Regions from separate parts of the Homo sapiens genome. Here region 1 is linked to region 2. A link is an interaction called in ENCODE POLR2A ChIA-PET data of the cell type or tissue named here. Cell type or tissue: GM12878. All regions are shown on one strand. Links, peaks and the distances in the headings refer to the core of each region. The heading gives the core; the rest is flanking DNA.

Region 1 (6,596 bases), core at 1,658-4,157, 810 kb before region 2:
GCCCAGCCTAAAACTCCTTATTTTAAAGTCTACTTTGTTTGATGTTATTGAGCCATATTGGTTTCCTTCTAATAAGTTTTTGCATGGTTTATCTTTTTCCCTCCTTGTACTTTAATTCTTCTTCCTTGAATTTACATTGCGACTCTTTTAAATAGCTGATAGTTGGACTTGTTTCTTTATCCACTGTTTTAACCTTTGGCTTTTAATTGGACTGTTTTGTTCATTTACATTTAATGCCATTACTTATGTAGCTGAGTTTTAACCATGTCATCTTGCTATTTCCTGCTTCTCTTATCTGTTTATCTTTCCCTGTTTTTGTGTGGATTGAGCTTTTCAAATTCCATTTATATAAAAATTACCTCTTTGTAATTTTTTTAGTGGTTGCATTTGTCTACTCAGGCTGCCATAACAAAATATCGTAGATTGGCTGGCTTAAGCAACAGAAGTTTTATTTTTTTCACAGTTCTGGAGGCTAGAAAGTCCAAGATCAAAGTTCTGGCAGGGTTTGGTTTCTCATGTCTCATCTTGGCTTGTATACATATATAGCTGCTTTCTTATTATGTCCACACATGGGGGGAGCGGGGGATGTCTCTCTTCCTCTTCTTATAAGCCCACCATCCTGTTGGATTAGAGTCCTACCCTTAAAACCTCTTTTAACCCTAATTTTCTCCTAAAGCCCTGTTTGGGCTTCCACATACAAATTTGGTGGGGGACACAATTCAGTATATAGCAGTGTTATATGGATTACAATGTGCATCCTTAATTTATTGAATATAATTTGAATAATGAACTGCTAATGCACTTATATTTGATGTCCTTCTATGTGATATAAGCCTCTAAACCTTGTTACTTTATTTGCTTTAAACAGTCAGTAGTTGGTGTGTACCCTCTCCCTCTCTCTGTGGCTCGCTCTCATCCTCTCTTGCCTTCCCTTACCCTCTCTCCCTCTTCCTTTCTCTCCCTACCTCTCTCCCTCTCTTCTCCCTCCTCCTTCCTCCCTTCCTTTCTCCCTTTCTCCTTCTCTCCTTTTCTTTCTCTCTCCCTCTCTTTCTCCTCTTTCCCTCTCTCCTTCTCTCCTTAAAAATAAAAAAAGTCAGTAGTCATTTAAATAATATAAGAAAAGTCTTTTATATTTACGTATTTATTTATTTGTTTTCATCTGTTTCTGGATCTGTGTTTATTTTGGTTCATTTTCTTTTTCTTTTTTTTTTTTCTTTTTTTTGAGATAGAGTCTCACTCTGTCACCCAGGCTGGAGTGCAGTGATGTGATCTCAGCTCACTGCAACCTCTGCCTACCAGGTTCAGGTGATTTTCCTGCTTTAGCCTCCTGAGTAGCTGGGACTACAGGTATGCACCACCACACCCGACTAATTTTTGTATTTTTAGTAGAGACAGGGTTTTGCCATGTAGGCCAGGCTGGTCTTGAACTCCTGGCCTCAAGTGATCTGTCCACCTCAGCCTCAGCCACCACACCTGGCCCATATTGTTTCATTTTCTAACAGTCTGAAGAACTTCCTTTAATAGTTATTTTTTAAAAACTTTAAAAATTGAGATATAATTCACATACAATAAAATCTACATAAAATTCACCTACCAACTGAAAGTGTAGAGTTCAATGGTTTTTAATATATTCACAGGATTGCACAACCGTTACTTCAGTGCTGCAGTCAGTTTTAGGACATTACCAGCACCCCAGAAAGAAAACCCATTAAAAGTAACTTCCCATTTTCCCTCAACCACTCCCCAGCTCCACCCAATCCAACACAACCACCTGTCTCTGTCTCTGTAGATTTGCCTATTTTGGATATTTTATATAAATGGAATCATTTAATATGTGGTCTTTTGTGCCTGGCTTGTTTTACTTAGCTTGATGTTTTTAAGGTTCATCCATGTGTAGCATGTATCTGTACTTCGTTTCTTTTTATTGTCAAATAATATTGTGTGGACATTACCACATTTTTTTTATTCATCAGTTGGACAGTAAGGTTTTTAGTTTTTGGCTGTTACGAATAATGTTGCTGTGAACATTTGTATACAAGTCTTTGCGTGAACACAGTTTTTTGGTGTTGAAAAGACCATTCTTTCCTCTCTTGAATTGTCTTGGCACCTTGGCAATTGAATCAGTTGACATAAATGTGGGCATTTATTTCTGGACTCTCAATTCTGTTAGTTGATCTGTATATCTAGTCTTAATGTCAATATCACACTGTTGACTGGGCACGGTGGATCATGCTTAAAATCTCAGCACTTTGGGAGGCCAAGGCAGTAGGATAGCTTGAGCCCAGGAGTTTGAGACCAGCCTGGTCAACATGGTGAAACCCTGTCTCTACTAAAGAGAACCTGTCTCTACAAAAAAATAAAAATAATAGCTGAGTGGTGTGGTGGTATGTGTCTGTAGTCCCAGCTACTCGAGAGGCTAAAGTGGGAGGATCACTTGTTTCCAGGAATTTGAGGTTGCAGTGAGGTATGATTGCACCATTGCACTCTAGCCTAGGTGACACAGTGGGACCTTGTCTCAAAACCAAACCAAACTAATAGACACACTGTCTTAATTACTGTAGCTTTGTACTAAGCTGAAACCTGGAAGTGTGAGTCCTCTGAGAACTTTGTTTCTAATTTTCAAGATTGCTTTGTTTTTTTTTTTTTTTTTTGGTGGCTCCCTTGCATTTTCTTGTGAATTTTAGGGTCAGTTTGTCCCTTTCTGAAAAAAAAAATCACAGATGGAGTTTTGGTAGATACTGCATTGAATTTGTAGATCACTTTAGGGATTATTGCTGTTTTACCAATATGAAATATTTTTTGTCCATAAACGTGGGATATTTTTCTATTTATTTTGGTCTTTAATTTGTTTCAACAGTGTTTTATAGTTTTCCATGTATAAGTCTTAAACTTCTTTTGTTAAATTTATTCCTAAATATTTTATTCTTGTTGATGCTATTGTAAAATGGAATTACTTCCTCATTTCACTTTTGACATTCATTGCTAGTTTGTAGAAAAACAATTTGTGTGTGTGTGTGTCTTGGATCCTGGAATCTTGCTAAACTGATTTATTAGTTCTAATAGTTTTTTAGTGGATTCTTTAGTATTTTCCATATACAAGATCATTTACCTGTGAATAGAGATAGTTTTGCTTTTTCCTCTACAATCTGGATGCCTTTTATTTCTTTTTCTTGCCTAATCATCCTGATAGAATCTCTAGTACAAGTAAGTAGACGTGGCAAGAACTGATATATTTGTCTTATTTGAGAGCTGAGGAGTATTTTTATGCAATCTGAATGATCTCAGCTGTCTGAAAATGTCTTCAATTTTAAAGGCTTCTTTTGGTAGGTATAGAACATTAGTTTTTCTTTCAACACTTCATGATTGGCGGTAAAGTATATTGTCTTCTGACTTACATAGTTTCCATTGAGTCACTAGTCAGTCTGTTGTTCTCTTTGTTGTTCCTCCAGTGTAATGTCTGTTTTTCCCTCTGCTGCTTTCAGTATTTTTCTCTTCATCTTTCATTTTCAGCAGCCTGACCTTGATGTGCCTAGATATGACTTTTTTTTTTTCCTTCTATTCGTCCCCATTGTTGCTTACTGAGCTTCTTGGATCTGTGGGTTAAAATCTTTTGCTTTTGGAAGATTTTTGTTCATTTTCTCTTCAAGTATTTCTTCACTTTGTTTCTCTTGTCTTTTTGGCAGGGCAGTTACTAGTATGTTAGATCATTTTATGTTGTCCCAGAGATCTCTGACACTTTTTTGTTTTGTTTTGTTTTGTTTGTTTCTCTGTCCTTCAGTCTAGGTGATTTCAAGTGGCTTCCTATTTTAGTAAATTTCAGCTCACCTCTCGTTTCAGCTGTGTCAAGGGAGGAGTGGTTGGTCTCCTATCCCTGGCAGGACCTTAGGACCTAAGCATTGGTAGACTACATGTTCTCTTATTTCCAGGCCAGCCTTTCTGCGGCACTGCTGTTTGTTCTGCAGAAGTCCTCTGGAGGGGGTGGTAATTGGACAGCAGTGAGGACTAGTTTCCTATTTGGGGTCCTCGAGATTCTGCCCATGCTCGGGCATTAAAAGTTGGTTTCTCTGTGTTTTTGCAAAGATCCTTTGCCTATAGTTGCTTTTTTCTCTCCTTACTGTATCTTCACACAGTGCAAATGCTGCTTAGGGTTGAAAGCAGTAGCTATCTCCGGTCACCTAGAGAAGGCTGATCTTCTTCTGTAATTCACTTCATTTAGGCTTATTTATGTCTAGAGGTCTTCAGTATCTTGTAAGAAAAATAATTTAGTGTTTTCTCATGGTTATGGCAAAAGTGATGATATTTTGTGATCTTCCACATTCTAACTGGAGGTGGAAATCTTCCATTGGAGGATTTCCTTTTTCTTTTTTTGAGACGGAGTCTCACTCTGTCACCCAGGCTGGAGTGCAGTGGTGCGATCTTGGCTCACTGCAACCTCTGCCTCCTGGTTTCAAGCGATTTTCCAGCCTCAGCCTCCCGAGTAGCTGGGATTACAGGTGTGTGCCACTGCATCCAGCTAATGTTTTGTATTTTTAGTAGAGACGGGGTTTTACCATGTTGAACTCCTGACCTCAGGTAGTCCACCTGCATCAGCCTCCCAAAGTGCTAGGATTATAGGCGTGAGCCACTGCGCCCAGCCAATTTTTTAAAAAATATTTTAGTACAGATGAGGTTTCACCATGTTGCCCCCAGAGTGGTCTCAAACTCCTGAGCTCAGGCAGTCTGCCTGCCTCGGCCTCCCAAAGTGTTAGGATTACAGGCACGAGCCACCACACCCGGCTTCTATTGGAGGATTTTCTTTTTTTTATTATTATTATACTTGAAGTTTTAGGGTACATGTGCACAATGTGCAGGTTAGTTACATATGTATACATGTGCCATGCTGGTGCACTGCACCCACTAACTCGTCATCTAGCATTAGGTATATCTCCCAATGCTATCCCTCCCCCCTCCCCCCACCCCACAACAGTCCCCAAAGTGTGATGTTCCCCTTTCTGTGTCCATGCGTTCTCATTGTTCAATTCCCACCTATGAGTGAGAATATGCGGTGTTTGGTTTTTCGTTCTTGTGATAGTTTACTGAGAATGATGATGGAGGATTTTCAAGTAAGGTTAAAATCTTAAGTAGAAATTGTGCAAGGAACAAGTAACTACACATTCATGTAATGGTTGCTTGTGCCTATTTTAAGTTTTATAAAGTTTTATGAAGACACTGGGTTAGCAAGTAGTGAAAAAAATAGTACTTCATTAATGATGGCTTGGTGTTGAAAATGTATTTTATTGGACTGAGACACTAATGTAATATTTTCTGTGTGATTGGATCCTATGGAGTATACTGCAGGTTATTGTTTAAGATGAGGCTGAAATGGCTGAGGATAAATTATATTGGGCTTAGAAAAGCATCCCAGATATTTATACTTTTTTCTTTAGTTTCAGAAGCCTTTGAAATGCTTTTGGACAGGCAAGTAACGTCAATATAGTTCAATATTTTAGGAAGATAAATTCAGTAATAAAAGTAATGGATGTGAAAGTGTCTCGATTATTGGGGATATTTAATTTTATTGCCTTTTCTTGTGATTTTGCCCCTCAAATCACTGCCTTGCAGTGATTTCTGCAAGAAATCTAAGAAAATATTTCTTAGATTTTAAGAAATATTCTGGGGGGAAAAAACTGTTTAGTGTAACTTTTCTAGTTCTAAGTGGAGGAGGGTCAGTCTGCTCTGAGCTATTTCACACTATTAATGGAAACCTACCTACCTAACTTTTTAAAAAGTGACTGGGCCGGGCGTGGTGGCTCACACCTGTAATCCCAACACTTTGGGAGGCTGAGGTGGGCGGATCACGAGGTTAGGAGTTCGAGACCAGCCTGGCCAACATGGTAAAACCCTATCTCTACTAAAAATACAAAAATTAGCCGGGCGTGTTGGTGCATGCCTATAATCACAGCTGTTCGGGAGGCCAAGGCAGGAGAATTGTTTGAACCTTGGAGGTGGAGGTTGCCACTGTACTCCAGCCTGGGTGACAGAGCAAGACCCCATCTCAGGGAAAAAAAAAGTGACTGATCAGAAGAAAATATTTTAGTTGTGTAAATGCTGTTTTCTTATTTTTGAAATTTTAAATTTTTTGTTTATTTATTTTAGAGGAGGCATCCTGCTCTGTTGCCCAGGCTTTTTTTCTTTTTTTTTTTTGAGACGGAGTCTTGCTCAGTTGCCCAGGCTGGAGTGCAGTGGCACGATCTCGGCTCACTGCAAGCTCCGCCTCCCAGGTTCACACCATTCTCCTGCCTCAGCCTCCCGAGTAGCTGGGACTACAGGCGCCCGCCACCACGCCCAGCTGATTTTTTGTATTTTTAGCACCGTGTTAGCCAGGATGGTCTTGATCTCCTGACCTCGTGATCCACCTGCCTCGGCCTCCCAAAGCACTGGGATTACAGGCGTGAGCCACTGCGCCCGGCTCCAGGGTTTAATTCAGTGGTGCAATTGTAGCTCACTGCAGCCTCGAACTCCTGGGCACAAGCAGTCCTGGCACCTCAGTCTTCTGAATAGCTGGTACTACAGGCGTGTGCCACCATGCCTGGCTATAAATGCTGTTTTCAGTCATA
Region 2 (6,596 bases), core at 1,832-4,331:
AGCCAGGATGGTCTCGATCTCCTGACCTCGTGATCCGCCTGCCTCAGCCTCCCAAAGTGCTGGGATTACAGGCATGAGCCACTGCGCCCGGCAGAGTGCTTATATTCGCTGTCTGTAGCTTCTGACTCTTAATATCGGAATATTTGAAAAACTAACCAGAAAGCATCAAAGTGGCTGGGTGTGGTGTCTCACGCCTTCTGGCATTTTGGGAGTCCAAGACAGAAGGATTGCTTGAGGCCAGGAGTTCAAGACCAGCCTGGGCAACATAGTGAGCCACCCTATATCTACCTAAATAAATAAATAAATAAATAAAGCATCTAAGTGAACTTAATCAGAGCTAAACTATGTGGATGGTTTCGGTGAATATTTCATTCAGGCAGGGTGAATCCTTGCCAATTAATCTCACCCCGTACTTGGTATCTCCCTGGCAGATACCACACTTATGCCTGCCACATTGTCTCTTCCTGGGTAGATTGCCAGCTTCTGGCTCTTGAGCCCCGTTCTTATCTTTCACATAGAACGTCCCCTTTCTGTTCACATAACCATTCTCATTGATAGGGTTAATAAAATTGATTACAATCAAACCTACATCTACCTCCCCAGTATTACTCCTGGGTCACTTAGAGTAGAATTGTGGAAGTTCCTAATTTGACAGGGACTTGAAGACCAGGCGTTGGACATCAAGCAATTAAGTTACCATAGGTGCTTCTGTAAAACTGAAGTTTAATTTTTTTTGTAATTAGAGTCAGGGTCTTGCTATGTTGCCCAGGTTACATTTAAACTCCTGGGCTCAGGTGATCCTCCTGCCTCAGCTTCCTGAGTAGCTGGGACTATAGGCCTGAAAATGTAATTTTGGTTTTCTTTTTGGTTCCTGATTTTTAGTGGGACTTTCCCATTTGTTAATATGATTTCTGTCTTGAATCTTGTGCTTCAGTGTACTTTGAAACCAAGCTGATTTTTGTTTGTTTTGTTTTTTCGTGTTGTTTTTTAAGATGGAGTCTCGCTCTGTCGCTGAGGCTGGAGTGCAGCGGTGCGATCTCGGCTAACTGCAACCTCCGCCTCCCGGGTTCAAGTGATTCTCCTGCCTTAGCCTCCTGAGTAGCTGGGATTACAGGTGCCCGCCACCACGCCTGGCTAATTTTTTTTTTTTTTTTTTTGAGATGGTGTCTCACTCCGTTGCCCAGGCTGGAGTACAGTGGCACAATCTCGACTCACTGCAACCTCTGCCTCCTGGGTTCAAGTGATTTTCCTGCCTCAGCCTCCCAAGTAGCTAGGATTACAGGCACATGCCACCACGCCCAGCTAATTTTTGTATTTTTAGTAGAGACGGGGTTTTGCCGTGTTGGCCAGGCTGGTCTCGAACCCATGACCTCAAGTGATCTGCCCTCCTCAGCCTCCCAAAGTGCTAGGATTACAGGCGTGAGCCACCATACCCGGCCTTTGGTATTTTTTAGTAGAGACGGGGTTTTTCCATGTTGGCCAGTCTGGTCTCAAACTCCTGACCTCAGGTGATCCACCCACCTTGGCCTCCCAAAGTGCTGGGATTACAAATGTGAGCCACTGCGCCTGGCCTGAAACCAAGCTGTTTAGTAGATACGATTCTGTGATGTACTTAGTATATTTGCATTTGAGTTATAGACTTTGTATGGTAAAAAGAAAAGAGTTTTTAAAAAGAGAAAAAAATATGTATGTATATTTGCATAGTTTTGGGGCCTATATATAAAAATGGTTAAAGTTGTTTGTGTAGAAGGAGATAGAAAGGAAAGCCCAGAGAGGAAGTAAAAGGAGGAAGCCATCCTTAACATAAAGGAGACCCTTGCCAGGCAAAGTGGCTCATACATGTAATCCCAGCACTTTGGGAGGCTGAGCCAGGAGCATCACTTGAGGCCAGGAGTTTGAGACCAGCCTGGGCAACATAGTGAGACCCTGCCTCTACAAAAAAAAAAATAATAATATAATAAAAGGGCCAGGTGTAGTGGTGGGCACCTGTAATCCCAGCTACTCGGGAGACTGGGGAAGGAGAATCACTTGAACCCTGGGGCAGAGGTTGCAGTGACCTAAGATTGCACCACTGCACTCCAGCCTGGGCAACAGAGCGAGACTCCGTCTCAAATAAAATAAAGTAAAATAAAATAAAATAAAAAGTGAGACTCTGTCTCAAAAAAAAAGTTGTATATAGCCTATACTTTATATCATCAACTTTAATATTCAAATTTAGCCTTGCAGATGGAACTATTAATATTTAGTAGCTATTACTTTCAGCTACATTTACATAAATGTGACTCATATTCAACATTGTTACTTTCCTTTTGTTTTGCCTACTATTTATTTCCACTTCAGTAAAAATATTAATATAATGGCTAACATTGAACACCGGCCATGTGCAAGGCATTGTACTAAGTACTTTGTGTAGATCATCTCTTTTTAATCTTCACAAAAAAAACAAAACTATAAAATAGAATGTTATCCTTGTTTTACAAATACAGAAACCGAGTTTTAGTGGTGTTAGGTAATTAACTTGGGGTCACACAACAAATACATTGTGAGGCTGGAATTTATATGCTGGAATTCCCACTCACCCACTATGCTATCCTGCTATAAACAGAAGTTTCCTCTTGCTGCGGATGCATTGGTTACCATGGACGTAGACTTCTATCAAGCCAAAGAGAATGCTGAACTTAAAAGTACAGTAATAAACCCTTTGAGTGTAACTCATTGAGGAGCTTTATTGTGATTAATTTTCAGAGAAGGAATAAGGCAGGAAACTAATTTGGTAGAATATTTTAGCTGCAAAATCCTTGTTTACCAGTATAAAAAGAATTATCTTATAAAATCATTCTTTGCAAGACCCTGTGAAATTGATGGTGATTTTTTTTTTCTTTTTTTTTCAGACAGTCTTGCTCTGTTGCCCAGGCTGGAGTGCAGTGAGTCTTGGCTCACTGCAGCCTCTGCCTCCCAGGCTCAAGCCACAGACGTGCACTACTGCACTCGGCTAATTTTTGTGTTTTCTTTTTAGTAGAGCTGGGGTTTCACCGTATTGGGCAGTCTGGTCTTGAACTACTGGCCTCAAGTGATCCGCCCACCTCTGCCTCCCACAGTGCTGGGATTACAGGCATGAGCCACCACGCCTGGCCTGATGGTGATTTAAAGTGCTCTTTCTTCATTACTTCTTGAGTAGCTCACCAGTTTTACAAATGAAGCCACATGGATCTTCCAAGGCCTTATTTAAATTCCAGGGCCTTTTTTCTGTGTATTTCTTTCCAAGAAGCTCATTTACTTTTCCTTTCTTCTTTTCTTCTCTTTTCTTTTACTTCCTTTCTGCTTGCATTTTTTTTTTTTTTTTTTGAGACGGAGTCTTGCTGTTGCCCAGGCTGAAGTACAGTGGCATGATCTCGGCTCACTGCGACCTTTGCCTCTCGGGTTCAATCAACTCTCCTGTCTCAGCCTCCTGAGTAGCTGGGATTATAGGTGTGCATCACCACGCCTGGCTAATTTTTGTATTTTTAGTAGAGACGGGGTTTCACCATGTTGGCCAGGCTGGTCTTGAACTCCTGACCTTAGGTGATCTGCCCACCTTGGCCTTCCAGAGTGCTGGGATTACAGGCGTGAGCCACCGCACCTGGCCTCTTGCTTGCTTGTTTTCTTATCTCCTCCCTTCCTCCCTCCCTCCCTTCCATTTCTTTTCCTTCTTTCTTTTCTTTTCTTTTTTTTTCTTTCTTTTTTATTTTTTTTGAGACAGAGTCTTGCTCTTGTCACTCAGGCTGGAGTGTAGTGGCATGATCTCGACTAACTGCAACCACTCCCTCCCGGGTTCAAACGATTCTCCTGCCTCAGCCTCCCGAGTAGCTGGGACTACAGGCGCCCACCACCACACCTGGCTAATTTTTGTATTTTTAGTAGAGATGGGGTTTCACCATTTTGGCAATGGCTGGTCTTGAACTCCTGAGCTTGTGATCCGCCAACCTCGGCCTCCCAAAGTGCTGGGATTATAGGCGTGAGCCACTGTGACCGGCCCATTTCTTTTCTTTCTTTGGGGTCTTGCTCTGTCAGGCAGGCTGGAGTGTAGTGGGGATCATGGCTCACTGCAGCCCTGAACTCCCAGGCTCAAGTGAACCTCCTAACTCAGTCTCCCAAGTAGCTGGGACTACAGGCACTGGTCACCACACCTGGCTATTTTTGTTGTTACTTTTTGTGGAGACAGAGTCTTGTTGTGTTGCCTAGGCTGGTCTCAAACTAGCCTCAAGCCGTTTTCCTACCTCAGCCCTCAAAAGTGCCAGAGTTACAGGCATGAGCCGCTGTGCCTAGCCAATAGACTTCTTTTCATTTTCTAAATTAATGTAGATTATTTTCAGCTTCTGAAATAATAGAAGACAGTTGAAAACCATGATTACTGTGGTCTATTTCTCCTTCAATTTAACTGTCTTCTTTGAGTCTGTAGAAGAGATAAAATTTCATGGTCTTATAGAAAGCATCTGAAATTTTGAAATGAGCCATCATATAGGATTGCTTGACCTATTTTCCAATATTCAGCAGCTCTCATATGATCTATTGTTTGTTAAGGGGGCGGTGGATACAGTCAACAGAAAAAACTTTTTTTTTTTTTTTGGAAACAGGGTCTTGGTCTGTTGCCCAGGCTAGAGCACAGTGATGCCATCTCGGCTCACTGTACCCTCTGCCTCCCAGGTTCAAGTGATTCTTGTGCCTCAGCCTCCTGAGTAGCTGGGACTACAGGCATGCGCCCCATGCCCAGCTAATTTTTTGATTATTTGTAGAGAACGGGTCTCACTATGTTGCCCAGGCTGGTCTTGAATTCCTGGCCTCAAGCAGTCCTCCTGCCTTGGCCTCCTAAAGTACTGGGATTACAGACGTGTGCCACCACTCCCAGCTCCAGAAAGACTCTTTATCAGACCATGAATTATACTTAATTTGCGAGTAGATCCCGACTTGAATAATCAATCTGCTCTTTACTGACACAGCCGCCTTGGGTAAGTTACCTAAACTGAGCCTTAGTTTCTCCATCTGTAAAATAGTATAATGAAGATAATGATGTAGATAAATACTTAGTAGGGTATCTGGTGCCTAAGAGGTACTCAGTGAACTTTTCTTTCCCTGCCTAGGTTTAAATTAGAAAAGAAAAAGGTCAAATTAGGAGTCTTTTAGTAAGCCCAAGTGAACCATAGCATGAGAAATAGGGTGTAAAAGCACTGAGAAAAATCTTGCATTTTCCTCTGAAAGGCACACTATTAGCATAGTATAAGTTCCCAGCAGCACTGGAAAAATGACACAAGTATTTAATAGATTAGATTAAATCTGAGAAAAGTACGTTTAATGGCATCTTTGTATCAACTGATGTTTTATTTTTCATCCCACCCCACCAGTTCTCTTTTCTGTAATATTCTGGGTAACCTTTTCCTGATTCCGTAAGGAAAATGTCTGCAGAGAATAATAAATATGAGTAAGGCTATGTAGCTAATTATAGGTTACATTCTCTCTGACTCGTCTCAGCAAACTTACAAAGACCAATAAGAACTTGAGGAGTATTATTCCTTGTCTGTCTTTGTCCTTCCCCTTACAATTCTACTTTGACTCTGTTACTTTCATATACAGTTGACCCTTGAACAACATGGGCTTGAACTGCGTGGGTCCACTTATAGGTAAATTTTTTTTTCAGTAAATACAATCAGCCCTCCGTATCAGCAGGTTCCACATCTATAACCAAATGCAGATAGAAAATATGGTATTCAGCCAGGTACGGTAGCTCATCCCTGTAATTCCAGAACTTTGGGAGGCTGAGGTGGGAGGATTGCTTGACCCCAAAAGTTTCAGAAGTTTGAGACCAGCCTGGATAACATAGTGAGACCCTGTCTCTATAAAACAGCTTAAAAATTAGCCGGGCATGATGCATGCACCTGTAGTCCCAGCTATTCAGGGGGCTAAATGGGAGGATTGCTTGAGCCTGGGAGGGCAAGGCTGTAGTGAACCTGATTGCACCACCGCTCTCCAACCTGGATGACAGAGTGAAGCCTTGCCTCAAAAAAAAAAAAAAAGAAAGAAAGAAAGAAAAGAAAATACGGTATTCATACATGCAAAACTCCCGTCTACAGAGGGCGGACTTTTATATCTGCAGGTTCCTCAGGGCCAATTGGTATCCACAGGCAGTACTGAATCCAACCCTCTGAGCGACAGCCACACTAAACTTGTGCTCAAAACCCTCAAGAACACAGAGTAATCTTAGGCAGCTGCATCCTGGCGTTAGCATGCCAAACTTGGGAGTAGATATCTGTTACTTGTCTTGCGTGTTGTCTGGTCAGGGAAGAAAAAAATATTAAGCAGAACTTCGAGTTCACATGGAAAGGATGTGTCCTTCAGAATGACCTCATTGCGATGTCAGGGGTGATTCCTCACGTTATCCATCTCCCAGTTATATCTGCTTTCTTTTTTCTTTTAAAGAAGGCAGCACAGAGGTCAGGAGTGCATTCACTCCTAACTCTGGAGTTTTGCTTTTTTTTTCCTAGGAAGCTAGCAAAGACTGACTTGTAATTGGCAATAATCACCTCTAGGAATAGAATTACAAAATTACATAATTTGTGATATTT

Evidence for each region. Peaks named below come from ENCODE experiments on the same cell type or tissue, not always from the same donor. Only the 100,000 strongest peaks of a DNase experiment are listed, where the experiment ranks them.
Region 1: POLR2A ChIA-PET joins it to region 2 with 6 read pairs; 2 of 35 experiments call an interaction of 5 or more read pairs at or near these places.

Annotation. Positions count from the first base shown.
Region 1 is chr15:41,688,362-41,694,957 of GRCh38, forward strand. All of the region lies in intron 2 of MGA (MAX dimerization protein MGA), which reads left to right. It overlaps MIR626 (microRNA 626), which reads left to right and starts at 3,224; the gene lies at 3,224-3,317. In GM12878, for the core only: no CTCF peak of the experiment used is centred there; no DNase peak of the experiment used is centred there.
Region 2 is chr15:42,502,231-42,508,826 of GRCh38, forward strand. All of the region lies in intron 1 of SNAP23 (synaptosome associated protein 23), which reads left to right. Among named protein-coding and RNA genes, the nearest start is that of SNAP23, 9.9 kb to the left of the region's middle. In GM12878, for the core only: no CTCF peak of the experiment used is centred there; a DNase peak (open chromatin) is centred at 3,031; H3K4me3 peaks cover 663 bases; H3K27ac peaks cover 2,071 bases.